Regions from separate parts of the Mus musculus genome. Here regions 1, 2, 4, 5 and 6 are each linked to region 3. A link is a loop called in an ENCODE intact Hi-C map of the cell type or tissue named here. Cell type or tissue: heart. All regions are shown on one strand.

The links. A loop is a pair of places that touch in the nucleus more often than their neighbours do. Peaks named below come from ENCODE experiments on the same cell type or tissue, not always from the same donor. Only the 100,000 strongest peaks of a DNase experiment are listed, where the experiment ranks them.
Region 1: a loop joins it to region 3, with 4 times the contacts of the local background. A loop is called at or near these places in 11 of 42 quality-filtered maps.
Region 2: it touches region 3 in a loop (5-fold over the local background); 6 of 42 quality-filtered maps call a loop at or near these places.
Region 4: it touches region 3 in a loop (3-fold over the local background); 9 of 42 quality-filtered maps call a loop at or near these places.
Region 5: a loop joins it to region 3, with 6 times the contacts of the local background. A loop is called at or near these places in 20 of 42 quality-filtered maps.
Region 6: it touches region 3 in a loop (6-fold over the local background); 2 of 42 quality-filtered maps call a loop at or near these places.

The regions. Positions count from the first base shown.
Region 1 is chr8:95,433,820-95,438,819 of GRCm38, forward strand. Cfap20 (cilia and flagella associated protein 20) reads right to left here and starts at 1,050. Exons shown (of 6, transcript NM_008187.2): 1 at 669-1,050. The coding sequence starts at 752. In heart, CTCF peaks have their summits at 1,030 and 2,333 (motif pointing left); a DNase peak (open chromatin) is centred at 1,062; H3K4me3 peaks cover 1,662 bases; H3K27ac peaks cover 1,634 bases.
Region 2 is chr8:95,695,254-95,700,253 of GRCm38, forward strand. It overlaps Ndrg4 (N-myc downstream regulated gene 4), which reads left to right. Exons shown (of 17, transcript NM_001372423.1): 2 at 1,941-2,035; 3 at 4,860-4,904. Gm51585 (a long non-coding RNA gene) reads right to left here and starts at 3,094. Exons shown (of 2, transcript XR_003947588.1): 1 at 2,240-3,094; 2 at 1,782-2,073. In heart, a CTCF peak has its summit at 2,071 (motif pointing left); a DNase peak (open chromatin) is centred at 2,098; H3K4me3 peaks cover 237 bases; H3K27ac peaks cover 802 bases; H3K27me3 peaks cover 2,938 bases.
Region 3 is chr8:95,252,468-95,257,467 of GRCm38, forward strand. It overlaps Cngb1 (cyclic nucleotide gated channel beta 1), which reads right to left. Exons shown (of 33, transcript NM_001195413.1): 26 at 1,595-1,736; 27 at 782-941. Among named protein-coding and RNA genes, the nearest start is that of Cngb1, 52 kb to the right of the region's middle. In heart, a CTCF peak has its summit at 2,533 (motif pointing right); a DNase peak (open chromatin) is centred at 2,554; H3K4me3 peaks cover 413 bases; H3K27ac peaks cover 337 bases.
Region 4 is chr8:95,442,205-95,447,204 of GRCm38, forward strand. It overlaps Csnk2a2 (casein kinase 2, alpha prime polypeptide), which reads right to left. Exons shown (of 12, transcript NM_009974.3): 12 at 3,892-5,000. Among named protein-coding and RNA genes, the nearest start is that of Cfap20, 9.8 kb to the left of the region's middle. In heart, a CTCF peak has its summit at 2,613 (motif pointing left); no DNase peak of the experiment used is centred here.
Region 5 is chr8:95,329,163-95,334,162 of GRCm38, forward strand. Zfp319 (zinc finger protein 319) reads right to left here and starts at 2,649. Exons shown (of 2, transcript NM_024467.4): 1 at 2,359-2,649; 2 at 1-650. The coding sequence starts at 411. Usb1 (U6 snRNA biogenesis 1) reads left to right here and starts at 3,122. Exons shown (of 7, transcript NM_133954.2): 1 at 3,122-3,303; 2 at 4,206-4,372. The coding sequence starts at 3,200. In heart, CTCF peaks have their summits at 2,736, 2,936 and 3,260; DNase peaks (open chromatin) are centred at 2,749 and 3,099; H3K4me3 peaks cover 2,905 bases; H3K27ac peaks cover 2,217 bases.
Region 6 is chr8:95,450,862-95,455,861 of GRCm38, forward strand. Csnk2a2 (casein kinase 2, alpha prime polypeptide) reads right to left here. Exons shown (of 12, transcript NM_009974.3): 10 at 4,997-5,000; 11 at 2,489-2,582. The coding sequence ends at 2,506. Among named protein-coding and RNA genes, the nearest start is that of Cfap20, 18 kb to the left of the region's middle. In heart, a CTCF peak has its summit at 1,883 (motif pointing left); no DNase peak of the experiment used is centred here.

The DNA.
Region 1 (5,000 bases), 180 kb after region 3:
TCCATCTTCCCCAGCCGAGGGCAGAACTAAAGATATTCCCTAAATCACCTGGCTTCCACATTAGAGTGACCACTTTATATTCAAAAACAAAACAAAACAAAAAAACGGTCCAGCTCACTGCCCCAGGAATCTTCATGAGAAAAGAAACGGCAAGGCATTTCATCTAGATCTTAATATCTCCAAAAGTGAACAGGGAAGGCCACCATCTCATGTGGCAAGCAAAAACACCATCCATTCTAGAGGACGGCTGGATAAAAATACAGAGGCTTGATACTGGCTCTCGAGAAGCCCCTAACAATCACCTTTTTGCAGGTTTCCCAATGGAGAAGGCCAGTACAGGAAGAATAGTACGGACTCTAAGTTACAGAGGGCTCGCAGCAAGTTCCAAAGGTTTGGCTGTCGACGGATGGAGCTAATGAATGGGATCAGAACAAGTCTGGCTTGGCCGGTGCTCAGGATGTCCGGGGAAAAGGCCCTCCGTATGGAGTGCAGCAACAGTGCTTGGCACCAGCGAACACATGCATGTCTTTCTTCAAAGTGCTATGCGTTTCAAGCTAGGCTGTGGGCACTCTGCCCCCATTCTACTGACCGGGACGTCAAGGCTCGGTAGCCACTCCATCACGTGGGCGGCTAGTCGGCCCCACCCCCGTCCCGCCCCCACCGCTCACCTTTTTGTCCCAGATCTGCAGGGGCTTGCTGCCGATGCTGTAGAGGATGGAAAGGAAGCCACTCTGGAACGTGTTCTTGAACATCTCGCCAGCCGCGGCCCCGCAGCCGCCGCCCTAGGCCCGGGATTGGAGATCGGCACCGAGCGGCGAAAGAGAGCGGGTGCCGCCGGTCCGAAGGTAGGACGCTGAGAGCTGCAGCCACTGACGGCGGGAAGCGGCGGCGTGACGCAGATCCGTAAGCCTCGGTGAGCACCGAGCCACCTCAGCACCGAAACCACAGCAACTGCCGCCCGCGCCGCCGAGCCTGCCGGAGAGGAGGCGGAGCGCCGCCTCGGCCCGCCACGGATCCCTCCGCACGCTTGGGCCCGCCCCTCGGAGGCGCATTGCCCAGTCCTGCCGCAGAAAGAACGGTTTCCGGTTCCTTCCGCCCTTAGGCCCGCCCCTTCCTGCCCCCTCGGGCGCGGAACTTGGTTGCCAAGGGACTATTCCCCGCCCCTCCCCGCCGGGGCCCAGACTTGGTTTAGAACAGCGGAAGGAGACTTTAAGTTTACCTCACGTGTTTACAGTGCCTGCGTGGTGTCATGGGAACCGGGAGGCGCGTGGAGGGGTGGAGTCATGCCAGACCCCTCCCCCGAAGGGCGGGAAGAGTGAGGAAGGTGGCTTTGTGCCAACGACAGATAAATATTATCCCTGGGTGTGTTGACTCCAGATTTTAATCCTAGTACCGGATTAAATCCCAGCAGAGGTAGAAAGATCTCTGAATTTGAGGTCTACATATCGAGCTCCAGGACAGCCAGGACTCAGAGACACCCTGTCGCAAAAAACAAATATTGGTTGGCCCAGGAGAACGTGTGAGCTAATGAACCAGTATTGATTGCCCAATTTACATCATCACCTTTAATTATCAAGTTACAGTGAATGAGCTGCTGTAAAAGCAATACTCTGGGGGAAAGCGTATCTCTTTAAATGCATTGATTCGAAAAGAAGAAAGCCGGAATATTAAGATATAAACAAAAATTAATAAAATCTTAAAAGTGGAATAGTTGAGTTGAACCGACAGCTGATTTTTTTAAAAAAAGTGTGTCAATTTCTGGAATATTGTAGGAAAGACATACGCTGTGTATTTCAAGTAGAAGGAAATCTCAAGTGTGGAAGACTTCCACCAGTCGCTGAGCGTCTTCCTAAATGGTGTTCCACCCAGGCCTGTGTTCTGGCGCACAGAAAAGAGTTTGAAGCACAGACGATCACTTTAGCAATTTTAACGATCATAGTTGCAAAGTTTACACATTTACTATGTGACGGGTATATGTGATGCCTTACCCTGTATTAACTCACTCTACCCTCACACCAAAGCTTTGAGTACTCCAGCCAGAATTTCTAGATATCGTGAAAACTATGTGAATCTATTACTATATAAAAATGAAACTTGTTATATGGAATTAATTTTTGCATGATATCTGGGAATTCTTTATGTACTCTAAGCCAAGTGAATAATTTATAGCTTGATTGTTTTTAAGTTGTTCAAAATATCCTCGGGGCTGGAGAGATGGCTCCGCTGTTAAGAGCACTGGTTGCTCATCCAAAGATCCTGAGTTCAATTCCCAGCAACCCCATGGTGGCTCACAACCATCTGTAATGGGAACTGATGCCCTCTTCTGGCCTGAAGGTGTACATACAGATAGAGAACTCAGAAACAAAACATAAATAAATAGAAATCTTAAACAAAATCCTCAGGAAAAAGATTCAAGATAAGAAATGATGGTATACACTGGAAGGAGAGGCCCATTGGACTTGCAAACTTTATATGCCCCAGTACAGGAGAACGCCAGGGCCAAAAAGTGGGAGTGGGTGGGTAGGGGAGTCGGGGGGAGGGTATGGGGACTTTTGGGATAGCATTGGAAATGTAAATGAGGAAAATACCTAATAAAAAATATAAAAAAAGAGAAATGATGGTATATGAGTTCTGATGGTGATTTCAATACTGCACATAACTAACCACTTGGCGTCTTATAGAAAGTAAATTATTTCTAAAAATAATTCAGCAGTACTAAGTCTGGAAATAGAAAATGGAATGAGTAATAGAAAATTAAGGTGATAACTAAGCCCCTCAGAAGGTTCTGAGCCCTGTCTCATTTTTTTCTGATTAATGTAATATAGATATTGAGGAAACTATAAAAAGTAACATTTATAATATCACCATTTGGAAATAATTGTATGCCTCTCTATTGTCTCCACACCTCCCTGCATTGCCCTCCTTCTCGGCCCGCATCCCACCACATATTAATGTGTGCAGGTAGCCACGGAAGCTGTCTTTGTCCTAAAACAGACAAGAACTGAGCACAGCATCCCTTGCTGTGGTTGTTAAGATCCATCCTTTGGGCCAGTGGGTGTGGAATCCGTCACTGTCCTCCCAGGTAGGCATCTACATTTATCTCTCCCCTTCTCCAGGAATGGCCATCTTTATGCATATTCCACTTAAAAAAAACCAGATGAGAATTTCTTTGGCTTGCATGTCTGCTCTAGAGTAACTAGATCTCAATAAACACACATGTTCAATTTGACCAAACAGCTCTTACAAATCATGTAGCCATTTACATTCCCATAGACAATGCTTATAGTCACAATTCCTGTTAGTCTGTTTTCTTAAATTTACAAGTCTGAACTATATACATGTTGGTTTGGCTTATTTTTCATTTTCTGATGACTAATATTCTGGCTCATCTCATCATGGGCATTTAAAATTAATTTAAAGTCACTTCTTTCTTTCTTTTTTCTTTTCTTTTTTTTTTTTTTGGTATATATACTTGTATGGGTGCTTTTCCTGCATGGATGTCTGTGCACCTCTCATGCGTCTATAGAGGCCAGAAGAGGGCCTGGAATTACAGAGAGTTGTGAGCCATCCTGTGGGAACTAGGAATCTTACTGGAAGAGCAGCCAGTGAGTGCTCTTAACCACTGAGCCATTTCTCCCACCCCTCTTCACAGGTATTTGAATTGCTTTTATTTGGGGCTGGCAAGAGGATTTAGTTGGTAAAGACACCTGGCACCAAGCCTGGTGATCCGACTCACTTGGTAGAGAATGAATGCCTGCCAGAAGTTGTTCTCTGAGCTTCCTGCACATGCATCTCTCTCTCGCCCTCTCCCCTCCCCCTCCCACATTAAGAAAATTTAATTTCCAATTGCTTGTTTGTGTCTTTTGCCCAGGTCTCCACTGAGGCTCTTTATCCTTTATTGAATTGTGAGACCTAGCACTCACTACACAAGCATCTATCACTGAGTGGCACTAGATAGGAGATAAAGAAGGATGGGGGTTGGGGGGGAGGAGACAGAGACACGCACAGAGAGAGATCCCTTATCTAATTTCTTTCTTCGTTTGTTTCTTCTTTAAGCATGACTACTAGCAAGCCACAACCAACCCCCAGACTGATCACCAACCACCAACCCTGCCTCTCAGGGCCCTAGAATTTATAGACCCGCTGAAAATCTCCCAGAATTCTATCTGCAGCGGGCAAAACCATGCCTCTGCTAGAGCAAGAGGCAGATCATAGTCAGCTGGTGTGGACAATCTGAAGCAGCCCCGAATCCCTCCACCTGGGGTTAAAAAGAAATCACATCCTTGTAATATTTGTGTGTTTTCTTAAAGAGACCAAAATTCCAGAATTGTCACTATACTGGTTTGTCTAATATTCATGGGGTCTTGTTTTTCTATTCAGGTTTTACAGTTAATTTATTGCTCAATTTTGATTAGGATTAGATTGGTATAAATTTGTTTAACAAAAGTATCTTGCTGAGCTTTCTGATGCACACCTTTAACCCCAGCACTCTGGAGGCAGAGGTAGGCGGATCTCTGAGTTTGAGGCCAACCTAGTCCTATAGAGTGAGTTCCAGGACAACCAAGGGGCTACATAGATCCTTTCTCCAATGAGAAAATAAAATAAAACAAAAAACAGACAAACAAAACAACCCACTTGCTTTCATACTTCTATACCTGCCATGACAAATGATACCATACCACATTCTCGGTGGCCCAAAACAGAACCTTTTTCTGTTCTGGAGGTGGGGTGTCCAAAATCAGTGTTGTCAGAGCTGCTCAACTTTAGAGATGTTGGGGGGGGGGGCCCTTCCTGGCCTGAGGCATTCTTGGCTGATGGCAATATAGATGTATACACTCTTCATCCATTTTCACATGGCTACCTCCTTCTCTTCTGTATCCTCTAATAAGGATACTAGTTCTCAGATGGCCTGTCCTGAATCCAGTTCATCATTAACTAACTAACTAACTAACTAACTAACTACCTTAGTTACTGTTCTATTGCTGAGGAGAGACACCATG
Region 2 (5,000 bases), 440 kb after region 3:
ATAAAGGGAGGGAGAAAGGAAGCCAGGTCTCCAGGGACTGACCGGGACCGACCGTCCCTTCACTCTCTAGGTGGTATGGTGCTCTAGCATGAACACTGAACAGGTCTCTTCCAGCCTCACCTCACTTCCCATCACTGTGGAATGAGACAGCAGAGTAGGCACTTTACAGGCTGGGAGATAGATGCCTTAGAGGCCGGAGGAATTGGGGCCAGGCCGCGGTGGCACTCGCCTCTGATCCCAACCCACTTCAGAGTGGACACCCTTCTCTCAGTTCTTATCCACGGCTACAGGGGCAATGCCTGAAACCAGTTATTATGCATATTTTGTAAGGGTCTTACAGTATCGCAGGATGGCCTTGAATTTACAACCCCTCTGCCCTAGCTTCCCCTCCACCGTGTGTAATGTGCAGTCTCCCAGGCTCTTTCTGTGGGGCCTGTTTATATCTTATACCTGGGATGATACTGAATGCTTTGTAGCGGCTTTGGAAACACTTATCACCTGGGTTCTACATGTGCCGTGACAAGCACGTAGCATCAGAGGACAGCTCGTGGGATTCAGTTCTGTCCTTTGCCACTGCGCGTTCTGGAAACTAAACTCTAGTTGTCTTATTTGGTGGCAAATGGCTTTACCTGCTGAGCCACCGCACTAGCTCTGTTAGCTGCATTTTATTGTTATACAACATTTCCCCATGAAATTGAAAATTATCTTAGTCAAATTACCAAAGTAATGTGTGAATCTCGTAGCCCATTGGTGAACTTTTGGCTGCTTCTGACTTTTCTGTTGACGGTGACACTGGAGAGCATTCCCAAAGCTAAGTGAGCCATTAGTCACCCCCTGGGTTCCTTACAAAGTCTCCCTTGTTGATTGGGACTTGCTGAATCTGACAATATGAATATTTAGAATACCTTATCTTTTGGTAATTCACATTGGCTACACCCCAGCTGTGTCCTCAATCCGTGGTTTGCGCCTTTTGAAGATTTTTCATTCATTTTTGCCAACCTGACCCTCAAGAGAACAAAGGTGTCAGAGATGATATAAGTATTTTAATTAATTTCTATTTTATGTGCATTGGTGTTTTGCCTGCACATGTGTCTGTGAGGGTGTCAATGCCCTGGACCTGGAGTTATAGACAGTTGTGAGCTGCCACGTGGGTGCTGGGAATTGAACCCAGGTCCTCAGGAAGAGCAGCTGGTGTTCTAACTGCTAAGCAATCTCTCCAGTCTAGAATACCTTATTTTAATCTGAATGTCTTTGGGTATCTCTCTGTGTTTTAATGAATGTTTGACTCATTTCCCTCCTGGGTATCTTCTGGCCTCTGCCATCATGCCCAAGTGAGACAGACACAGTACTGCCTCTCCTGTGCGCGCGCGCGCACACACACACACACACACACACACACACACACACACACACGTGTGCGCGCACAAGAGAGAGAGAGAGAGAGAGAGGGAGAGAGAATGCCGAAATGTGTACACACGTGTATAGATGTGACCCTTTCTCTCTAAAAGGTCAGACGTTTCTGTGTCTGCCAGAATCAGGTCCGGGACCCTCTGGTGACTGCCGGCTGAGATCACATGTGTTTTCTGTCCTAAGCCAAGCCCTGTTCAGGTTCCAGGAAAGAGAGCTTTCACCTCCCATCCTCTTCAGCTTCAGTCTACCAAAATCTCTGCAAGCAACTCTGAGCTGCTCTCATCCCATCTCTTTCTTGCCTCTCCATTGAGCCCTTTTGCCTCACAATAAATGCAGGGTTTTGTTTAGAACCTTCAAGGTTCCTTTGCTGCTTAGTTTTGCAAAACATGACTTTATTTGAAAAACAAATACAGTATAATAGTCCTTGGTACAAGCAGATCTTGGTCCCCTGGGGACAGCAGCCCTGCCCTGTGATGTCCTCACCCGGCAGCTTCAGAACAAGGCCCAACCTCGTACTCCCTTCCTCCTAGGGCTTCTGCTCCACGACGTGACCATGGCAGGGCTGCAGGAGCTGCGATTTCCTGAGGAGAAGCCCCTGCTCCGCGGCCAGGATGCCACTGAGATGGTGAGTCGCCCCTTCCAGGTCCTGGGGCTGAGCGCCACCTTGTGGTGAAATTGGAAATTGTGTGTTCTTGTCTTTCCTGTTGTCATGGACCCTCCCTGTGAGAGCTCAGAGCTACCCAGAACTGATGTTCATTCCCTGAGAAATGTGTCAGGGCCAGCCAGCCTGAGTGCCCAGCCCATGTCGCTGGGTATGGTCCCCGCTCACCTTGCTTTGCAGCTGGGAGAGGCAGGAGCCCAGAGCCTTCCACCTTTAGCTCCGTGTTTCCTTTCCACCCACCTTCAGCTTCCTTCCAGAAGAAGCCGCAAGGATTGGGATCGGATGGATGGCTTAGCCAGCGCTCTGGGGAATCCCAGCACATGAGACCATAGCCCTGCCCCTGAGAGCATGGTCTGTCCTTCCTTTAACACATAACTCCCAGGTTAGTTGAGGGTAGCTCGTGAGGCCAGAAGTGAACGTATTTGGCAAGCTCTTCAACCCAGGTTCATCCTCCTGCTAGGATGCCTGCGGGAACCTCCTTCCTGCATCCCCACTTTTCTCCTTGCGCAGTACAACCCTTTAAAGACACACAATAATAGTCCTATGCAGCCCTATCTGTTGTAATGGGGAGACCCTCCCCAGAGCTCAGAACCACCCTAAACTGACTCTCCAATGTTCATTCTTGAGGCTGGGGGATTGCCTTCTCTTTACCCTGCCTCCCTCCTTCCCTGCCTCCTTGAACCTTTGAGCGTATCTGCCATATTCCCAGGTGCTTCCTCTGCTGGAAGACATTAGCCCAGGAATGCATAGAACAGGCTGTCACACCCTGACCCTGAAGCCCGGGCTGGCCTGTTCTGTGCCCAGGTCTCTCCAGCCTCCTGCAGCACATTGCTATCCCTTTGTCCTGACTCACAGTCCTTTGCTTCCAGTTCGTGGCAACCTCCTTCTTCCTTCTGCTCTACCCAGCCTCTCACTTCCTGCCACCGGGGCCATAGCTTGCCTCTCTGGAGTTTGGATCTGTGTTGCAGTCTCACGAGGAGGTCTCAGTCCTTGAGTCAGCACAAGGTTCTCACTGGGTACCCAGTGGCCTCTGCTTTTCCCAAAGGGGCAAAAAAAAAAAAAAAAAAAAAAAAAAAACCACCCAGTGCAGCCTCCACGTGACTCCCAGCAAAGTCCTTGAGGTGTCAGCTAGCTTTACCTTACATTGTCTTTGGGAGCTGCCGTTTCTCGACCTGTGATGCTGGCAGAGTCTCATAGCACCCTGAGTGCAGTGCCTGCCTGACCTCTATGTTCTGAGTGGCTGTAGTTTGCCAGGTACACATTCTTGTTATCCCACGATCCACCCTCCCCCCACCCCGCCCCCATAGCCATGGTATCCACAGCGGGGGGGGGGGGGGGGGGGGGCTTCAGTTAGTGAGATAGAAGCAGCCCAGGAAAAGCATCTGTACACACTTTTTTTTTCCTTGCCTTTATTCCCTTAACAGCAGAGTATAGCAACTATTTCCATGACATATGTCTTCTAGAAGGTGTGTTCTGGGCAACCCAGAGCCGATTTAAATTGTGTGAGAGGAGAATCGTAGGCTCTGGGCAAAGAAAATGCCATCTCAGAGAAGTGGGCTCTGGTACCTACAAAAGACTCTGTAACCAATGCAGAGGCGGGAGGGTGACTATATTCTATATACATCTCGACCTCTATAAGCCACTTTAGACTAGCTCTCCCTGAGGACTGCAGAGTCCTGGGATCTGTAAGGTGCTGCCTGCTCCCTCTCTGCACCCCGCTGGTCTCCACACTCTCCTGGGCTTTCCTAGCATCCCGACCCTCTCCTGCCCTTTGTTTTGATCTCATATATACCTCCTATGGCGCCCAGGGATTCATGTTGGATTATTTCTTTCTGCTATCTCTTGGCTTGTGGACCCCATCCCTCCCACACTCCTATCTCCTGAGCCCCCAACATCCCGAGAGCACACTGCACACCCTACCATTATCTGCCTCATCCTTTCTGTCAGATTTTGTTTTTAACAGAACCGCCTCCCTCCTTCCCCGATGTAATTACCTTCCCACTTGCTCTTCTGTTTGGTGAGCTTGGTGAAGGGCTCCGTCATCAGTGAACAGCCCTACCCCCTTCTGCCAGCAGCCCCCCTTCCTGAGGGGTTCCCAAAGTGGCTGCCCTCCCTCCCTTGGCCCCTGTCGTTCCTCCCAGGCCTTGGAAGAATCAGTGGGTCTCACTACAGAGCTGAGGCTGGCCTTGGACTTAAGATCCCCCTATTCCACCCTCCTGAACGCTGGAAATACCTGCAGTGCTATGTGGGTGTGTTCTGAGCCGTAGGCCCCTCATTTGTGAAGGCAGGTTGTTCATTTGATCAGCCTGTGTTCAGGAGCCCACTCTAGTCCAGCCTTTACATGACCAGATACGGTCCCCTCCTCAAGGTACCAGAGGCAGGACAGGCAGGGATCAAAGATGCATGCCACTGACAGTTTGACATTGACCCAAGGTTTGAGACAGTAAAGTGGGCAGTGTGGCTGGCCTTGACAACACCTAATATCCATAGGTCAGGACAGTGAACAGGCCTCAGCTTACCCACCCAGCCCTGGGCGTGACAGTCATAGTGCTTCTTGGCTCCTTCATCCTCTTCCCTTATGTGTAATGAGGCAGAGATCTCAGTGCTTTCTGCCTGTGGTGCAGCTCTGAGTCTCCCCGTTAACCCAGAAGATAGAAATCCTTGCACCGGGTAACCTGTGAGTCACTTCTGTTAGCATGAATGTAGACTGGGGATCAGAAGATGGGTCTGCTCTGTGCAGAGCCCTGGGAGCTGGGTTAACTTGCCCCCTTTTGTTTGTTCTCCTTAGGATAACCCTGACGCCTTCCTCTCAATTGTGGACACAGACTGGAAGGTAGGTTGGGGTTCAGCCTCTCAAATATGGGACCCATATCTGTCTGGACTTCTCTCCCACTGGGCTGGGTCCTAGAGGAGAGTAATAGCCTGTCCA
Region 3 (5,000 bases):
CTACACAGAGAAACCCTGTCTCGAAAAACCAAACCAAAACAAAGAACAAAAAAACAAAACCAAACAAAACCAAACCAAACTCCTACTCAACCTTCAAAACTAAGGACTAAAGCCACGTCCTCCAGGAAGCCTGTCCTTGGTGTCCCTACCCAGCTTCTGTGTCAATAATCTCTACTTGTAGCTACTTGTAGCACTGTCAACCCCTACTTTGATTTTAAAAATACAAAACAAAAACATGTGCGCATAAACGCACTGTACCATGGTACACGTGGAGAGGTCAGAGGACAATTTACAGGGGTCAGTTCTCTCCTACCATTTAGATCCTAGGAATTGAGCTTGAGTCATCAATCAGGCTTAGCAGCAAGCCCCTCCACTGACTGAGCCATCTCACTGGCCCACCCACCACTTTACTCATTTGGAGACATGGTCTAGCTGTGTGGTTCAGCCTTGGGTAAAACTTAAAGCAGCCCTCCTAAATGCTGGGATCCTAGGCCTGGGCTGCCACACCCGGCTGTTTACTTGGTTGGAAGTGCCTACACCTTGGATGGAGCTGCGTCTCAAGGTAGATGGAGCAAGAGGAGAGTGGCTGTCCAGAGGACATGCCCCTTAGGTTTTCCAGAGTCTTCACTGGCCTTGAGAGGTTTCTCTAATATCAATGGCTCAGGGTACAACCACCAGAGAATCCTCAGGACACACAGGACAAGGGAAGAACTGGTCAATCTGAGAATCAGGTGAAGGCTGGCTGGGGGATGTAGAGGGTTAGGGGCTTGGCCAGTCTTACCCAGCATGCCTTGCGAATGCCAGGTGTACTCATACCAGGTCTTGACACGGTTCTGCACAGACCTGGGGATCTTGTAGAAGTTCATGTACTTCACTGTGCTGTCCATGCAGCTGCGGTAGTAGGTCTGCCCCGCTGTGGCGGCCCCCACCACATCTCTCATCTGGAACGAGACAACAGCGAGGGGAGGTCAGAGAAGTGGCTGGCCTAAGCCAGGCAGGACACTGGTTGGATATGTAGCAGTACAGAAGTCAGGGACCTATGCTTGTAGGTAAGCCAGAGACAGAAACACAGATGGCCAAACATAAAGCAAAGCCACTAGAAGCTGATGCATGGCTGCAGACCTCTCTGGCCATCTCGGGTTCCTGGCACCATGTTGGGGTTGGATGTCTCACTGTGATAAGCTGATTCTGTGTATAGCCGCTCTCCTCCAGGGTGGAACTCTGGGCCCCCCCTGAATACTGCTTCTCAGAATGGGCCCCTTCCAAGTTTGCTTTGAGAACTCTCAGCTATTGCCTCAGGCCCAGACTAGAACACAAGTCACACATCACATCAGAGACCCCGAAAGGGTTTGCTTACAGGGAACAGCCCGGGTTCGCAGCCTTTGAAAAAGCCAGGTAGCCACCTGGCTTCCTGTGCTCCCCAAAGGGACTACCATTCAAACAGGAAGGCCTCGGGCAGTCCTGGGACACAGACATCTTCTGGTCCCAAGTCTTCCCTGAGCTCAGTCCCCAAAGCCACAACGCACAGAGAAGCTTCCAGCGGGGGTGGGAGAACTACAGGTGATGGATGTGTGATGTGGCTGCAGTCACCTACCTGTCCAATCATCACAGAGAAAGCAAAGACCCCGGTAAAATAGTTCAGCAGCTGGAAGACAATCTCAAAGAGCGTCTGGGGGTCGGGCAGTCCTCCGATGGTGATGAGGGTTTTCACAGCCCAGTAGTAGCATCGAATATAACTAGTAAGAGGTGGAAAAAGGACCTTGGTCACTACAGGAACGGCCGGGCTGATCTTGTGATCCTGGTTCAGACACCCATAGGGATCCCATACAGATGCAAGAAGATGCCCCCTCCTCTCAAGTGTTACGTGGGGTGGCTGAGGCTCTGCCCCAGCCTTGTGAGAACATGCCATCCTGGGACATAGATATGGAACTGAGGTCCCAGGAGGCACCTAGCCACAGCTCCAGGCTGAGTCCTTCTGGATATCAGCAAAGGGAGGCCAGCAGGGTCAAACAACCTGACTGACTTCCCTGGGCCTTCCCACCTATGCAGGGCACCACCAAAAGCACAGGCCCAGCCGGGCGTGGTGGCACACGCCTTTAATCCCAGCACTCGGGAGGCAGAGGCAGGAGGATTTCTGAGTTTGAGGCCAGCTTGGCCTACGAAATGAGTTCCAGGATAGCCAGAGCTACAGAGAGACAGAGAGAAACCCTGTCTCGAAAAACCAAAAAAAAAAAAAAAAAAAAAAAAAAAAAAAGCACAGGCCCTAGCATGGACCATCTCCAGTCGTCTTCCTCCTCTCTAAAATGGACACAGCAGGGGAACATTCTTCCCAGGCAACTGTGAGGATGAGTGAGCTGGAAGAGTGACCAGATCCTTATATCAGTCATCAAGACTCACACAGGGACTGCACCTGCCAGCTCATGCTAATGCCCATGCAGGCCTCAGACAAGCTGGGGTATCTTAGACAAGGCTGCTTGCCACAACAGACCAGTCTGCCCTGACATTTCCTACTATACCAGTACTGGTCACCAGGGGGCGCCTGGATCACCATAGGTAGATCTAAGCAGCCCCTCCTGCCTCCGGTTCAGCCATCTAACCAATCAAACTGTGGAGGGAGCTGAGTGTTCGCGCAGCTGGGCAGTGAACCACACAGAGGGAGGAAGAGGGGTGTCCTCAAAGTCCTAGCTTTCCCCTAAATGTTTCTAGTTGGCGTAATCTGACAAGGCACTTATTGGGTCCTCCTGGAGTGGGGCGCCGCCCCAACCCCGCTCAGTGCTACAGGCTGAGACAGAACACAATGGACTGCGTTAGGCAGGAACCGGTTTTCCAAGGCTTCTTGCTCCAGCACACAGCAGATCCTCCCCCGAGGGTGGCGGCTAATTTTTAGTTTATTTATAGTTATTTGCATTTTTTGGTTATTTGTAATTTATAGTATAATTAATTTATAAACTATAAAATACTACAATATTTTATAGTTGTGATTTTTTATATTTTACAGTTTTATTTTATATAGTTATAACATTTTATGGTTATAATTTGCAGTTATTTATACTTTTGAACTTCTTGAAAAAATTTTTGTTCTTTTTCTTTTTTTTTTTTTCTGGCTTCGAACTCAGAAACCCGCCTGCTTCTGCCTCCCAAGTGTTGGGATCAAAGGCGTGTGCCACCACTGCCCAGTGAGAAGGGGGTTCTTAGATTACAGGCATAGACTCCTTTGAGACTTGAAAGAAAGCCAGAAAACAACCTAGAGCAGCTTGCATAGTCTCAGAATTTAGCTTATGTTTCTAGGCTGGGCTGTTACTGTTTCCAGAGGCCAGGTTCTGAACTTCTTCCCGGCGTGGCGGCTTTCACGGCTGGGGCAGGCACTGGCCAGGCATGCGCACCAGCCAGACGCTCACTCATTGGTTTGTTACCGTTCATCCTCACAAGAGTCCTTAGTAGCTGCTTCCTAGCACTCAGGAAGCTAGTCAGGATAGAAAGCCCAACGGCGACTTGAGCTACAGAGTGAATTCAGGGCCAGCCTGGGCAACTTAGAGAGACTGTCTTTAAAATGCTTAATTAACCACACAGAAGGCCCTGGGTTTTGTCCCCAGAGCTTATGTATAGATCATAAAGAAGCAATGAAACCAGAGGCCTGAGATTCATGTATAATGATGTGCCCTCTGTGTGTGTATATCTCTGTGTGTATGTGAGTGTGTGTTTGTGTGTGTGTGTGTGTGTGTGTGTCTGTGTGTGAGTGTGTGTGTAATACACACACGATTTGAAAGGTGTAAGAGGAAGTTCTCCACTGTCTAGTGAACTCATACTTAACACAGCCATTACACATAGCAGTGATAACTCTGTCACTGGGATTAACCAAATATATTACTGTGATGGTTTGTATATGCTCGGCCCAGGGAGTGGCACTATGCAAGTGGGTGGCCCTATTGGAGTAGGTGTGTCACTGTGGGTGTGGGTTTTAAGACCCTCACCCTAGCTGCCTCGGAGTCAGTATTCTGCTAGCAGCCTTCAGTTGAAGGTGTAGAACTCTCAGCTCCTCCTGCACCATACCTGCCTGGATGCTGCCATGTTCCTGCCTTGATGATAATAGACTGCATCTCTGAACCTGTAAGCCAGCCCCAATTCAATGTTGTCCTTTATAAGAGTTGCCTTGGTCATGGTGTCTGTTCACAGCAGTAAAACACTAAGACAATTACTAACGTTGATGCGGCTTCCTTTTGTGTCTTTGATATGGCTGTTAAAGCATTTCAGGTCGCATGCATGAGGCACCTCATGCTGCTCCTGTGCAGCCTTGCTTTAGGCAGTGGGGATCCAGCCAGGGCTTTCCGTTTGCTGTCCACTATGCTGGATATATACATATGCTCAATGCACGTGCAATTCTTTGCTGACTTGAAGAGAAAAAGCAGGAAACGTTCTCCTGTTATATTTCATCAGTTCTAAGATGCAACAATCGCACAGCATACCACGGAGTCAATTCTGCCTTTGTGTGCACGCACACCCACATATTGGAGACTGTACCAGAGCCATCCGTGTACATGCTAAGTGACAGCTGTCCTCCCACTGAGCAGTATCCTCAACACAAATTCAGCTTTTTGTACAAAAATAAATATCATGTTAAACGTACATGTGGATTTTCCGTATACCTCAAATCTAGAAGTGTTAAAATCTGAAAAAGTAGGTTGCCCACAGGGAGGTACAATAGCTCATAGATGCTCTGAAACTTTGTCGCTTCCACCAGAAAGCTTCTTTCACTGGCCCTGGGGGGCATTTCCATTTTTTCTATATGACAAATGACATTATGGGGAATACCTTTATCCACAGTCCTTGTCCCCTGACCTGAATGTTTCCACACACTAAAGGCTGTGTGGTATATTTGGCAACCCTACTGGACTTAGGTATGTGAGAAAGATCTTTCTATTTCTAGCACAGCAATTTTCAACCTGTGGGTCGTGACCCCTTTGGGAGGGTCACACATCAGAGACTATGCATAGCAGATATTT
Region 4 (5,000 bases), 190 kb after region 3:
CAACACGATTAGAATGTAGTCAGATAAAAAGACCGCAAAGCGCCTGGCCTGGTGCTTCAGGCCTGTGATCCTAGCTACTTAGGAGGCAGGAAGATCAAAAGGTCAAGGCCATCCTGTGTACAGGTTGAATTTAAGATCAGACTGAGCAATTCAATGAGATCTTGTCTTTTTAGGCAAGAGGGCTGGGGATGTGGCTTAGTGGTAGAATACTTTTCTAACATGCAGCAGACCTGGGTTCAGGGCCTAGCCCTGCAAAAGAAGAGAGGCAATCAAAGAGAGGGAAAGTGCAGAATAGAAGCAAAGAGAATGCAATCCAGGCAGCAGGCACAAAAGCCACAGATGCCCATCTGCATATTAAAACTAGCTCATGAGGGGTATCACAGGGCATGCCTGGGGATGTCTTCAGTGTCACAGGCTTGGCTTGTTAACTCCCAGTTCTGCCTGGCCTGGAAGCTCTGACCATTAGCTTGTTTTGGACCAGAACTGAGGCATGGTGTTGGAATATTATGACAGGAGGACATTAGTTTCTAACGACTGATTTTTAATCATGAGTGCAGGTGGTGATGGAGGCTAGAGGGGCATTTGATGCCCCGGAGCTGGAGGTATAGGTGGTTGTGAGCCACCTGATGTCGGTGCTGAGAATCGAACTTGTGTCCCCTGGGAGATAAGGACCCATCTCTCTTTAGCTCTAGACATTATGATGAATAGGCAGACCGAAGCTGTGATCTCAGTAGCCTGACAGACTGAGGAGTGAGTTTTCAACTACAGTGACGGCCTTATCTAAGATGTGTGAAATATTTAAGGATGATAACTATTACAGGGTCTGAGGCTTTGGACTTAATGTGAAAGCACTCATTTTTTTTTTAAATGCATGTGGTTTTACATTTGCAATGTCTGAAAAAATATGTAAATAGCGAATGTTTAACAGTTCCAATTATGAGTTTAAACTTAGGTTTATTGGTATTTGAGTGACTTTGGTCAGGTTTTTCATTAGCTACTGTGCTTGTGAAAGTAAACAGGCTGTGTAGACTAAGTTTGAAATGTCTAAGGTGAATTGGTTAAGCATGTAAGCAATGTTTATAGAATTTACTGGTTGCAGGGAGCAGAGAGAGCCCAGTCAATGAAGTTCTGTGTTGATGTGTGCTGTTGACATAGGCACGCCATGTCAAGGACCCCAGAGCCTCAAACCCATGAAGGAATGGCAAAGCCTTCCTCTGGTCCAAGTGTGGATATTGACAGTGAGTGTAGAAAATGTCCATCATAGCTTCCTTCCCCTAGATATTTACCGCCGAACACTGCTCCTCCACAGAGACCATTTCTACCAACATTAGCTGTGTCCTTGATGCAGCTGTATACCATGAGCCCACCTCCTCATTTATCTGCAGTGACTCGGAGCCTCCTTGTTCAGTCGTGGGCGATAACCCCACATCCCTTTTCAATTGTAATAAACATGCTGAGCTTCGGGGTGCTATGGTTTCTCCTGCAGAGAGCCCCTGCCCACCCAACCCCAGCTCTGACTGTGTCTGTCATTTCCTTCATTCCCTCAGCACCCTAGTCAGGTCCAAGTCCCTGGGGCCATGCACGGACATAGCAACTGATTAAAAGTTTATTAAACGGGGCTGGTGAGATGGCTCAGTGGGTAAGAGCACCCGACTGCTCTTCCAAAGGTCCAGAGTTCAAATCCCAGCAACCACATGGTGGCTCACAACCATCCACAACAAGATCTGACTTCCTCTTCTGGAGTGTCTGAAGACAGCTACAGTGTACTTACATATATTAATAAATTATCTTTAAAAAAAAGTTTATTAAACTAGTTTATTTGCTGTTTGCTTCTCAGAACAGGACCTGACTGTGTACCTGAGGCTGGCCTCGAACTCTCAATCTTCTGCATCAGCTTCCTGAATGCCAGAACTATAGCTGTGTACCACCCATTACGGTTTTGTTGATAGTTTTTTTGTTTGTTCTTTTTGTTGTTGTTTTTGGTTTTAGTTGTTGTTTTTTGTTTTTGTTTTTACGACAGGGTTTCTCTACATAGCCCTGGCTGTCCTGGAACTCACTTTATAGAGCAGGCTGGCACATTACATTCATAGCAATCCATCTGCCTCTGTCTCCAGAGTGCTGGGATTAAAGGCATCTGACACCCATTAAGTTTTTAATTTATTGACCCATGTGAGTTTTAATAAAGGTGCTAATATCACCTGGTTTGTAGCTATAAAACAAGAATTATAATTGATCATAATGACAGTTATAGAAGGCTGGGGACATGACCCAGTTGGTAGCGTGCTTTCTATCCTGTTTGATAGAGCTTGAGTTTGAGCCCCTAGAATGCACATTTTAAAAAAAGAGTTGGGTTTTAGTAGGACACACTTGTAGTTCTATAGGGTGGTGGAGACAGGAGGACCCCTGGGGCTTGCAGGCCAGCCGTGCTGTAGCTAACTAAGGAAGCTCTAGGCTCAGTGAAAGAACCTGTGACAAAATTAAGGTGGAGATGGGGCTGGAAAGATGGCTCAGTGGTTAAGAGCGTTAAATGTTTTTCCAGATGTCTTTGAGTTCAATTCCCAGCAACCACATGGTAGCTGACAACCATGTGCGCATAGGATCTTCCGTTGCCCTCTTCTGGTGTGTCTGAAGACAGCTACAGTATATACTCACATATATAAAATAAAAAAATCTTAAAAAATAAAAGGGGGAAGAGTTCCTGAGGAAGACCCTGTACAGTGCCCTCCACACATACTCAGATGCATAGGTACATGTGTGTGCATACCTATACACTCACGACACAAACTGGGTTTTAAATGTACAGATTTAATAACAAAGGCATCCCTTCAAACTCAAGGTCCTGGCCCTCAGTTGGTCCTTCTCTGGTCCAGGGAACAGGAAGTATTCAGGCCACCCCAGCCTAGAAATTCACCTGGAGCACCAGCATTGAAGAGCCACGGGGAGGTACTACACACTGGCATGCAGAGCACAGACACCCCCACCCCTGCCCCAAGGCCCCCCGGCCTTTCTCCGGCACAGCAGTGAGATGAACAGGTCTGGCCTTTAGCCAGAGTAAAACCATGGGAGTGTCCTGAAAATTGGAAGCCTTCAGCTGGTGGGTGAAGGACAGGGACCTGGGCCACTGTAGAGGTTCCTAGACTGAAGGTCAGTCACGTGACACTCTGTTGGGTCTCTGCATAGGATGAGTTTAAAAAATACTTTCAAGTTTATTATCTGGAAGATGAGCTCTTTTTGGGTAGATAGTTTTGACAAAGGCAGTATAATAAATATGTATAACCACACGTTGATACTGGAGCACCCCTGAAAGGATGTCATGCTAACACCTTGGCGGCATCCTTTATTCAAGACAACTGAGATCTGCTTTGCACCCTGCTTAAACAGCATCATTCAGTATGCAGCCTTTTGAGTCTGGCTTCTTAGCTAAATGCATGTGAGAGGCACCTTTTGTTAACAGCCCCGGAAAGTGCATTCTGGGAAGAACAGCCCATCTTCTCTATCTCCTGGCCCTCTGGCCATGTCTGTTCCCACCGCACCCCCCCCCCCTCCAACCCCTGACCCCAGCCCATCACACATGCACACACATAATAAAAATTTTGAAAGGAAAAGCTGAACTCTATACCCTTTTTAAAAAGTAATTTTTATCCTACATATATCCCACCTACAAATGTGGAGCAAATTCGCACACTTAGCAATTCTGAAAAACTAGAAACAGCCAAGAGCCTAAGAAGGAATTGCTTTAACTATGGCACAGCACACAGTGGAACACTGTGCAGCCATGGAAACAGATAACATAGATGGATACATGCTGACTCAGTTTTACTGTCAACTGGAAACATTGTAGAAAAAGAGTATCTTTTTTTTTTAACATTTGCATCCCATGAAAGTCATTGTAAAATGTAGATAATAAAGGTTTATTGAAACAAACAAACAAAAAGATCAAATTGAACAACAGTATGGCTTGGAGGTAATAGTAACAACTATTACCTCTTGATAACTACAAGCAGTCAGAAGTCATTCAGGACTAATGCAGATGGCAAGAGTTCTCTGACAGGCCGTGTGAGCGGTGGATGGGCTACTCGGGTTCTGGGTGGGTGGGGGCCTCCAGGTACTCTTCTCAAAGTCAAAGCTCAAGTGAAAACTCTCCTTCCTCCCCCTTCCCCCGAACCCCTTTCTTTCCCTTCCCTCTTTTCCTTTCTTGCCACCCACAAAACCTGAGTATCTGACAGGCCTGGGACTTCAGGAAAGGAAGACTTTCACGCTGGGAAATGAAGGAGAACCAGGGCTAAAAAGCAGGAGAAGCCCAAGGACTAAAGCTAGCCTTCCCGGCTCCTTAAGAGCACTGCTGGATCTCCACACCCATCTGTCCAGCAGAGACCCTGCACATCTGCACAGGTCTGTGGAGACAGCCCATACCCACTATGTACATCTGCAAGAGCGTATGGATGAGCAACTGATACTGGACTTTCTAGAGCCTTGAGTTGAAAAGGCTCCCCTGAGACAGCTTAAGGATAGTAAGCCAGTGTAGGGTTAGAAATGAAGGCAAAGCTGGGTGGTGGTGGCACACATCTTAAATCCCAACACTCTAGAGGCAGATGTGGGAAGATCTCTGAGTTCGAGGCCAGACTGGTCAAGAGTGAGTTCCAGGATAGTCAAGGTTACACAGAGAAACCCTGCCTCAAGAAAACAAGCAAACAGAAAGAAACCAAGGCAAGGTGCTTGTAGCCCATTGGCTTTCTGGTCTATGGCCAGTGGCCTGGAGGGTACTTGCTGGTGTCCCCTGTTGGGGTGGGGTGGGGCGTGTTAAGGTCTCACACCTGGTGAACTGACCAGATCTGACAGAAATGGGGTCCAAGGACACTGACACCACGGTGGCCTTGGAGAGGCCTGTTGTTTCCTTCCCACATAATCACTTTAATACTGAGTGTTCACACTTGGATTCGCATGGCCATTCAGAACGCGTGGCAGAAGAATACAGAGCAAGTGGTCCTTGTGAGGAGCAA
Region 5 (5,000 bases), 77 kb after region 3:
TTTGCAAACACCGCAGACAAAAGGCTTCTGCTCGGCCTGCACACACTGGTGCTCCAGCAGGTCGGTGGCCTGATGGAAGATCTTAAGACACTGTGTGCACTGGAATGAGCGGTCGTGGCCTGCCAGGCACTGGTGCTCATGCGGACTGGACAGGTGTGCCAGATCATGGCCACACACGCCACATTTGGGGCCCGGCTCCCCGGCTTGCAGGGGTGCATGCTGTGGGGGCTGGAGGCCTGGGTCGGGTTGCAGGAGTATGCCGTACACGGCACAGCCCAGGGGGTTCTCGGCCGAGCCTGGGGGCAGCGTGTGCTCAGCCAGGGCTGGAGGTGTCTCTGCATGGTGCTGAGGCTGCGGCGCCTGTGGCTGCTGTGGCTGAGTCTGCGGTGGCTGCTGCCAGCTTTCTGACATGCTTGGGAAGATGAAACTGGGTTTGGACAGTAATGGCTTCAGTTTCCCCGCTTAAGGTGAACCTAACCCTGAGAGAAGCTACCGGATCTCAGGTTCGGACAAGAACCTCACACAGGGCACAGAGGCCTTGTCAGATAGCCCTTGTCATTAGCCAAGAAGATAGCCTGCAGGACGGGAGGGCTCTTCGAGACAGGGTCCTGGCAATGCTAAGAAGGCTGTGCCTTCCCCAGTAATCGGTTCTGTAGGGAAGAGAGACACAGTGAATATGAGGCAGGAACAAGCAGCTCTCCCCTTTTCCCTTGCGGCCCACACTCACTACACAGACATAAGCTTCTTTAGGGGACGGAGATGCTCAGGGATCGAGCCCTGCTCCCTTCACCTGCTCTCAAAGAGGCAGCTCCTCTCCTCCATGCAAAGGGGAAGAGAGCTTTCTCTATACCCACTTTCTTTAATCCCCATTCTGGGCAGGGCACCTCAGCCTCCACAAATTCCCCACTAGTTTCCATATGGCCCACTCAGTCAGATAGTATGGGGTGACCTGTCCCTAATGCCTGACAGCCCCTTTCACACTGACATGAGAGAACACTACTGTTTGGAATCAAGAGGATCCTGATGGCTGAAGGAAGCCACGCCCCTGAGGTATAAGTTCTAAGGCAGATGGACTCTGGAAGCTAATATTAAGGCAACAATACTAAGAACCACCTAAAAACCCTCTCCTTTGAAAGACTGGTCTACGTTCCTCTTCACCTGCACTCCAGGCCTTTCCCAGGGCACATGCCACTCTAGCTTAACAGGATTAATGGCCTTTCTGGGACCCAAACTCCTGGCCAAAGAGGGTTAAATAACAGGTTTATAGACCCACTGATCAGGTGAACTTCTTCACTCTAGTTATCTCCCAGAGGAACATAAACAGAAGTCCCTTACCCTCTGAGTCTTTGACTGTCAAGGTGTAAGAAATTGTTCTGTTTGCCTGAATTGTACAGATAAAGCATGCCCCAGGGTGTGTCTCCTCCAAGTCCCAAATATTCACAGTAATCACTGCAAGATAAAGCCCACCTAACCACCGCCCCCACCCCATGCCAGCAAATCTCTAATTCACCACTTTGAGATAGTATTAAAGCAATCCCACAGAGAATTATTTTTGGAATCAAAGGCAGCCTCCTTTCTAGGTTCTCAGCTGCTTATAGATTTAAAAGTTTGCAAGTTTTCTTTAAGGGAAGGAAAGTAGAGAATGTTCCCATAAGCCAGCTGGCTTCTAACTGTTCTCTTAAAGAAACCTAAGAATCAAGCTAAAAGTTGTCACCCTCAGCATCTTCTGGGAAGGGAGGGAATAAAGAGGCTGCTGATTTGGGGTAGTACCTAGGAGTACGACCAACCAACCACAGCTGGCCATTTTAGCGTTCCTAAGGTAGAGAGGAGCGGTGGACTGCACGGAACACTGTCTGATCTAGCTGTACTAATCCAACTGTGTGTTATTTTTCCTGGTATGAATGGCTGCCAGCCCCATCAGCCGCCCCCACTCCCCACCTCCTAGAGCAACCCCACTGCCTACCCTGACCCTTCTCCAGTAAGGAGAAGCCAGGAACACTCTTAGCTCACTGCACAAGAGCTGGAGAGAGAAGTGGAGAGGAAAGGCAAAGAGAAGCCCCCACCCGCGCCCCACCCTAGCCCTTTTTCCTCTCAGAGTCACCGAATGAAAGCTGATCTCCTCCCATCAGGCCCAGCTGGGCTGCCTGCTGTCAGCTCCTGCTCCGGATGGCCCAGCCACTGCGTCCCGAAAAGGGGGTGGTTCCGGCCGAGGAAGGCCCCAGAGCCTCAAACGGTGCCCGGGAAGCAACTGTACTTCCAGGCCCAGCCTGGATCGCCTCGGAGCTCAGGAGGCTCTCCCTGGGTGCAGGGGCTACTGGAGTGGCCCCCAGATGCAGTCCCGGGTGCCCTGCCACTCACCTGCTCCAGGGGTCAGGCGCGGGACAAGCGAAGACCAGCTGCTTTCTCTGCCGCCTCTTTATTCCGGCTCCATCCGCCGCGGCGCGGCCTACGCGTCCTGCCAATCCCCGGGCCTCGCGTAGCAGAGGCAGGCAGCGCGGAGTCGGGAGACAGGTTTGCAGCAGCCGGAACCGACGAATCGACCCGCGCACTCGGGTTAGCGGGACCGGGGCAGCGGACGGACGGGCGAGCGGACAGACCGACGGGTCTTGCAGAGACCGGCGGACAGAGGGTCGGCGCGAGGCCGGGTAGGCGGGGCCGGGGGAGGAGCGGCAGCCGGGGCGGCGGCTGCCGAGAAGCCCGCGGCGCGGAGCGAGGCCGCCCCCTGTCGGGGACCCGCGGCCCCGCTGGCCCGAGCCTGTGGGTACGGAGGGGCGGGGCTGGAGCCTCGGGATCCGCTCGCCGGAGCCTACGGTCGCGGAGGAGCCGGGATCCTCATCCCCGGCTCGCCGCAGCCCCACCTGACTCTCCGGTCTTCTGCAGCTGACCTGCGGCTCAGCTCGCTCTCAAGAGGGATCCTGAGACTCCAACTTTTTGCAAGTCTGGCAAACAGACCCGCAGACCTGTGGAACCCACACTGGGGCGACGGAGTGATCCGGAAGGCCGCCTCCTACAGCCTTTACCGCACAGGCGGTGGCCGCCGTCCGTCCTAAGCTCCACTGGGCTTCGCCCCCCGGGTCGCCAGGCCCCGCCCCGAGGTGGAGCTACTCTAGGTCCCGCCCCCCACAGAGCACTTCCGGCTCAGAGGAACTCCGGGCGTCGGATCAGGTTGTCGGTGGACACGGCTTGTGGTCGAGGCCCCATGAGCTCGGCGCCCCTGGTGGGCTACAGCAGCAGCGGTTCAGAGGATGAAGCGGAGGCTGTCGCCGCGGGGCGGAGCAAACCGGGTACTGGCTTCCACCGTTGGTGAGGATCGAGGAATTTTTCTCTCTCGAGCGTAGATTCTTTTGAAACCCTAGTGGGACCCGAGCCTCCCGGGGAACCAAGAGGGTGGGTCAGTTCCCCGGTAAGAGAAAAAGGGATGTCGAGGGAAAGGATTCAGGACACACCCTGGACAAAGCCCTGGAATGGCACTACCACACACACACCCTGGCTAAGGCAAAGTTGGGAGTGAGGACACGGGTTCAAGTCCAGCCCTCTCCGTTGGTGCGTTTTTTTTTTTTTTTTTTCTCTTTTGGAAAGCAACTATGTTTCTTCCCAGATGTTTCCTCGTTTGAACACTATGCAATAATAACCCAAGCTTTTCGTTCGTCTAGTAAATGGTTAATGAATAGCCACCGTGAGCCACACGGTAGACTGGAGACACCAGCCTGTTGAAAAACCCATGAAAATCTCATGCGCCAAGAGGCTTAAATCTTCGAGGTTCTTAAATACTGGTCTTTGCTGACTGTAGTGTGTCGGTTCATTGCACAAGAGCTCTAGCAAGTAAAAATATGCTCTACACGTGAGGAAATTAATGTAAGCCAAGATCACAGAGCTACTTGAGTTCAGGCCTGTCCAACTATCTAATAGGGACCTCCAAGCCACACTGCTACCTGCTGAAATGTTTCCATGGGGACCAAGAGCCAGCTGAGGTCTGCCTTCCCAGCTAGGAAACTTAAGCAGTTCTAGAAAGCTATGGTTCTTTAGTAGAAGCTCAACCCCTTCCTGGAAATGAACACTCAGCCATTGTGGCTGAGGGAGGAGGATCAAGTTCGAGGCCAACATGGCAAGACTGGTGTGGGTAAGAATCACTGTGCATAACAGCTTAGAACTACCGTTGTTCAAAGGGGTATCAATGAGGATAAATGTGTGTTCTTCTTTTGCAGTGGCCAGAACCCCGTTCCCAGTGAGAAGCTTCCAGTGCCTGACAGTGTGCTAAGTATGTTCCCCAGCACAGAGGAAGGGCCTGAGGACGACAGTGCAAAGCATGGCGGTCGAATCCGAACCTTTCCCCATGAGCGGGGCAACTGGGCCACCCACATCTACATACCGTGTGAGTCACTGACTAAAGTGCCTCTAGCTCTGGCTAGGAGGAAGACACCAGGGCTGCTGTGTGCTGGACTCAGCTCCCACCGCAGACCTGAGGAGACAATGGACTGCCTAACTGCTGAAGTAGACCTTCCTGCACTGGGTGTTCTGTCAGCTACTGGGTGTCTCATTTCTGCACCTCTAAAGTGGGGGTGATGCTATCTATCTCTTTGGAAGATTAAATCAGATAATCTATGCCAATTAGCACAATACACAAAATGGTGGCTCTGATTTTGTGTAGACTCACCCATTACCAGTATCCACCATCCAGAGTGCTATATTACAACAGATGAACCCACTTTTTTGCTATTGTTGTTTTGTGGGTTTTTTAATTTTGTGGGTTTTTTCATTTTTCATTTCATTTCATTTTTTGTTTGTTTGTTTGTTTGTTTGAGGCAGGGTTTCTCCATGTAGTCCTGTCTGTCTGTCCCAGAACTCAGACATCTGCCTACCTCTGCCTCCCAGATGCTAGACTTAAAAGTGTATGCCACTACCACCTGACCTGAGCCCACATTATAATCACCAAACTTCACAAACATTTAATATTATGGCTAATCTTTTTTTCTTAGGTATTATTTATTTTATGTTCATGA
Region 6 (5,000 bases), 200 kb after region 3:
TTTCCTAGCCTCACCACTACTCATACACACTCTTTAAAACCCAGGGAAAATCTCCAGGAGGCTGGAGCAAGCTGTGCCGGGCATACATGTTACATATATACCAAGGGAGATGTGAGACAGGCAGGAAAGGTCCACTAACACTGCAGTTTGGGAAAGGTCAGCCTAAGATCAAGTACAAACCCAGGGGGAGCATCTCAAGCCCAAGGCGGGAGAGGTAAAGTGCAGTCCCTGCTGCACGCCCCGCCCCCAGCTGTCACTCAAGGGCCTCCCCCCAGCATTCCAGGGGGCTGGGGGGAGTGGTTGTGTGTGTGTGGGGGAATATGGCCAACTCTTTTCCCAGATGTTTGGACTGTCTCTGGAGGACCCAGGGCAAAGAGGTGGGATTACTGCTCAACTGAGACCCTCCAATAAGCTCTTGAACAACTTAGAGAGAGAGAGGGAAGAGGAGCTTGGGTCATCCCCTGACCACCAAGGATCCAGGCTGCCTGTGACAGCACATGAGAATAGCCATGGTAATCCCCAATACTTGATGTGTTAACACTGGTCATGTCTCGGCCATGTTATGTTTCCACCTCTCAGGAAGAACAAATATATACATGGGAACACAGGGCTCAACGCGAGGAGGCAGCAGCTCTATAAAAACCTTAACTGAATGTATGTCCTGCTTTATAAAGATCTTAAAGATTTTAAAAACTTTATTTATTGTGTATGTGTTCACATGCCACAGCACAGGTGTGGGAAGAAGACAACTCACGGAGTAGGTTCTCCCCCTGCCACATGGGTCTGGGGCTGAACTCAGGCCATCAGTCTTGGCAGCAAACATCTATACCTGCCATGCCACTGGCCCAAGATCTTATTTTCATCTATAAACTCAACTCTGTACTATCAAGAGAAGAGTTACATTTGCCTTTTAAGTTCCTACAGACCAAACAACAAAATAGAATCTGCATTTAGAAATGGACCTGCTACCAATACCAATACAAATTTATTGGAATTTGGAATGTAAACAGATGTTTCGAACAAACAATCTAACCTTATAAAAATGTGTGGCATTATTAAATAGTTTCTGAAGAAACCCTAAGTGTGATGTGGTGGATATCTCAAGCATGTTAGGTCCCCAGTGCTGAGGCGTGGCTGCAGCCAAGGAGAGGGGACTAGCTGGCAAACCATGTCAGTGACCAATCCCACAAATCAAATCAGCCCTATTTAAAAAAAACAAAAAACCAAAAACAAAAAACAAAATTTAGCTTCTGCTAACGTGAAGGTAACAGTGGATCTGTAAAGCTTTGACACTTGCTCCAGGAGCCCCACTTCCTCCCGGAAGCCATGGCTCTCCCTCTCCAGCCAGCTGCAGGAGTTCCAGGACAGCCTTACCCACAGCTAGCAGCCGCATGCAAGAGATGTCTTTGCGTTCACATTCATGTATGACCTATCAGAGCTCCATCTGCCCACCATCCTGACTGCAGCCAGACTTGTTTGTCACAGGGTTAGGGGAGGGAAGATGGTGGTCGGCCTTTTTACACCCGTGAGGTCTTTCCTAAATAAATCCTAATAGAACTGTTTTCCTCCCTCTTTGACCTGCCTGAAGACTAACTTTCCAGCTATAGCTATGGTAGTGAACAAAAATAGTCTTTGTTTTAAAGTGGAGCATTGAAGTAGCGCCCTCACAAAGATGTGCTGAGAAACTGTGAGGTTCTTACAAGGCCAGGGGGAAAAAAAGCTAAAGAGAGAGAGAGAGAGGAAAAAAAAAAGGCAACAAGATTCAATAGTTAGGCAAATCAATAAAGGTGAGCCCCAAGTCATGCACACAGCATGGAACATCTAACGAGCCTGGGACCTGTTCTTGGCATCTCGAGAGTTACAGTGCCATCTTCTGACACCAAAGAGGACGTGGCGAGAGCAACGGCGGTTTGCTTCCCAATGAATACACTTAGAAGCAAACTGCAGGAACGAGGTACATTTCCTGGAGAGCTCATGTCATAAAAAAATACATAACACATGAATTTGTAAAAGAGCTTAAAAAAAATACTGTCACTGTTTTAATCCTTTTTTTTTTTTGTAAATGAGGCTGGTGTGTCAGAATAGACTGCTGACTTTTGCTAAAACTTGAGCCTGAATTCTCACAGAAAATCAGACCACAATGGAATAGATAGGAAGTCAGATATTCAGAGCTTGTTGACCGAACGGATTAATTCAACAGTGGTATCCTGTTAAACGCAGGTACGTGTACAACAACTCCGAGCTTCTCATCTCCCATGCATTCCAAAGGGAGAGTCCCTCAGATCCTGAACTATGCGCTCTGCCACACTGCACAGCCAGCTCCCTGCAGACTAGTACTGGGGAGTTTCTTGCTTTTGACAGACTTTAGGTCTTTACTCTTCTTTGCCTTTAGAAGGAATGATTAGAATTTCTTTTTATCACACTGTAGTTTCCTTCAAGTTTTTGTTTGGTTGGTTGGTTTTATTGGCAAGCATCAGTGCCGCATTACCGTCGATTCCCCAGGCTTCATCGTGCTGCGGTGAGACCACTGGAAAGCACGGTGTTCTCAGCACAAGGCTGGGACTGCTCCTTCACCACCGGGTCTGCAAGAAAGCACAGGTTCCCCACATCAGCACCAGCACTGAGGCCAATCTGCCTTTCTTCTTCTACATGCACGTTTATGTGGGACTCAGGTCACACAAAAACCAGGCATCAAGGCAGGATCAGGAAATAATTCCTTATTTTTTTCTCCCTCAAAGCAGGGTGTAGTTTCACACATGCTAGGCAATCAATTTACGACTAAATCACTGTCTCAATTCCTACTGAACACTGGATTTGGGTATGAAGTTTTACAAGGAGCTCAAACTAGCCCTGAACTCTTCCCTCTTCTTCACCCTGATCCTCCTGCTCAGCCAGGGTGGCTTCATGCTCACTGGGAAACTTTTTCTAGGTGATTCTTCTACTTCCTTAGAATATAGATCCAACTGCTGAAAAGCACAGAAACCCTAATTTACAACTGTTCACATTTATTCCAGTTTTTTCTTTGAGTACCAACATCATACTCAGCCCCTAAATTCTTTAAAGCATATATGATAAGCATGTTATGAAAAGATGAATAAAAGAGCCAGTCTACTGACTTTAAGGAGCAGTGAGATACATAGTTTATTTGGATAATAACCAAATAATGAATTATGTGAAACATTCATCAGATTGTTTTAGTTATCATTTCTGAGACAGAATCTCACTGTATACCTTATGGGGGGCACACAGCCCCTTTTATAGTGGGCCTTGCTGTTGCCAGGTAACTGTGGGGGTGGAGTCCAGACAGAACACCAACACCTTAGATAGCTTAAAATATGCAATCCTTATGCATATGCACATCCATTTGTTTACACTAATATTGCTTTCTATTTATTTGGTTTTGTATGTTTTGAGTCAGGGTTTCTCTGTGTAGCTCTGGCTGTCCTGGAACTCACTCCGCAGACCAGGCTGGCCTTGAACTCAGAAATCCACCTGCTTCTGCCTCCCAAGTGCTAGGATTAAAGGTATGTGCCACCGCTGTCCGGCAATTTTTTTTTTTTTTTTTTTTTGAGTCAGGGTTTCTGTGTGTAGCCCTGGCTAGCTATCCTAGAATTCACTTTGTAGTCCAGACTGGCCTTGAACTCAGAGATTTACCTGCCTCTGCCTTCTGAGTCCTGGGATTAAAGGTATTTTCATCAGCACACCTGACTTTAAAAAAACAACAACAACAACAAAACCTCAAAAACCCCCAGAGTTTTACTATGTGTTCCTGGCTGGCCTTAAGTAGATCTGACTACCTTCTGAGTGGCTGATTTAAAGGCGTGTGCCACCACTCTGTGCAGACAACTGAATGTCACCTGTCTAAGGCACAGAAAGCTAAAAGAACAGTCCTTTACACTTTTTGTCACCTTAAACTTCTGCTCTAAGTTTGAAACCATAGCAATATATTCTTCATATTAGTTAATATTAAACTCCAGAGGTAAAAAGGAAAAGAGCACACAGTGGTCAGACAATACACCCAAACCTTACAGGCCAGAGTTCATCTTGATTCAGAGTGAACTGAGAGTCAAGTCGCTACCCAGCATCATCCCTTCCAGCCTCACCCAGGACTAGACTGAGCTACCTCTTCAAGCACGTGGTCAGTGTATGTGAAGTTTCAATGGGGAGATCTACACTCAAACCGTAAGCAGTGCGAGATGTCAGAGGGCAGAGTCCAGCTGTCACACTGCCTGCTCCCTCGCCTCAGAGCCCTCTTATTCACACATTGCTTCCTTTAGAAACACATAAGGGTGCGCTAACTACTTTTTTAAATGAGAAAAAATATTGCTGACTAAGTTTTTATACACATTTTATGCTTGAAAACAAATCTTAGATACCTTCAGTCTATAAGATCAGGGTTATGAGAGTGGGTAGATAGCCTGGCCTCAGAGGTACTACTACTAGTGAATAAGCAAACACCTTTGGGAACTAAGAAAAATCATCTATAAAGTGGCCTCAGTGATCTAGAATAAATAAAATTTGATGCCAGACATCTAGTGTTCTGACTGACCTTGAAAATAAAGAGTGACAATTTTGTCTTTTAATAACTCACAGGGCTGGCCGGGCATGGTGGCACACGTCTTTAATCTCAGCACTTGGGAGGCAGAGGCGGGCAGATTTCTGAGTTTAAGGCCAGCCTGGTCTACAAAGTGAGTTCCAGGTCAGCCAGGGCTATACAGAGAAACCCTGTCTTGAAAAACCAAAACCCAAAAACAAAAACAAAACAAAATAAAAAAACCTCACAGGGCTGGAGAGTGGTTAATAACTCACAATGGTTAAGAGCACTGACTGTTCTTCCAGAGGTCCTAAGCTCAATTCCCAGCAAGAAAAACATGGCTTACAACCATCTGTAATGGTATCTGACACCCTCTTCTGGTGTGTCTGAAGACAGCTACAATGTACGCTTATATACCAATATAAAGTAATTAATACTTTAAAAGAAAAACAAAAAACTCACAGAA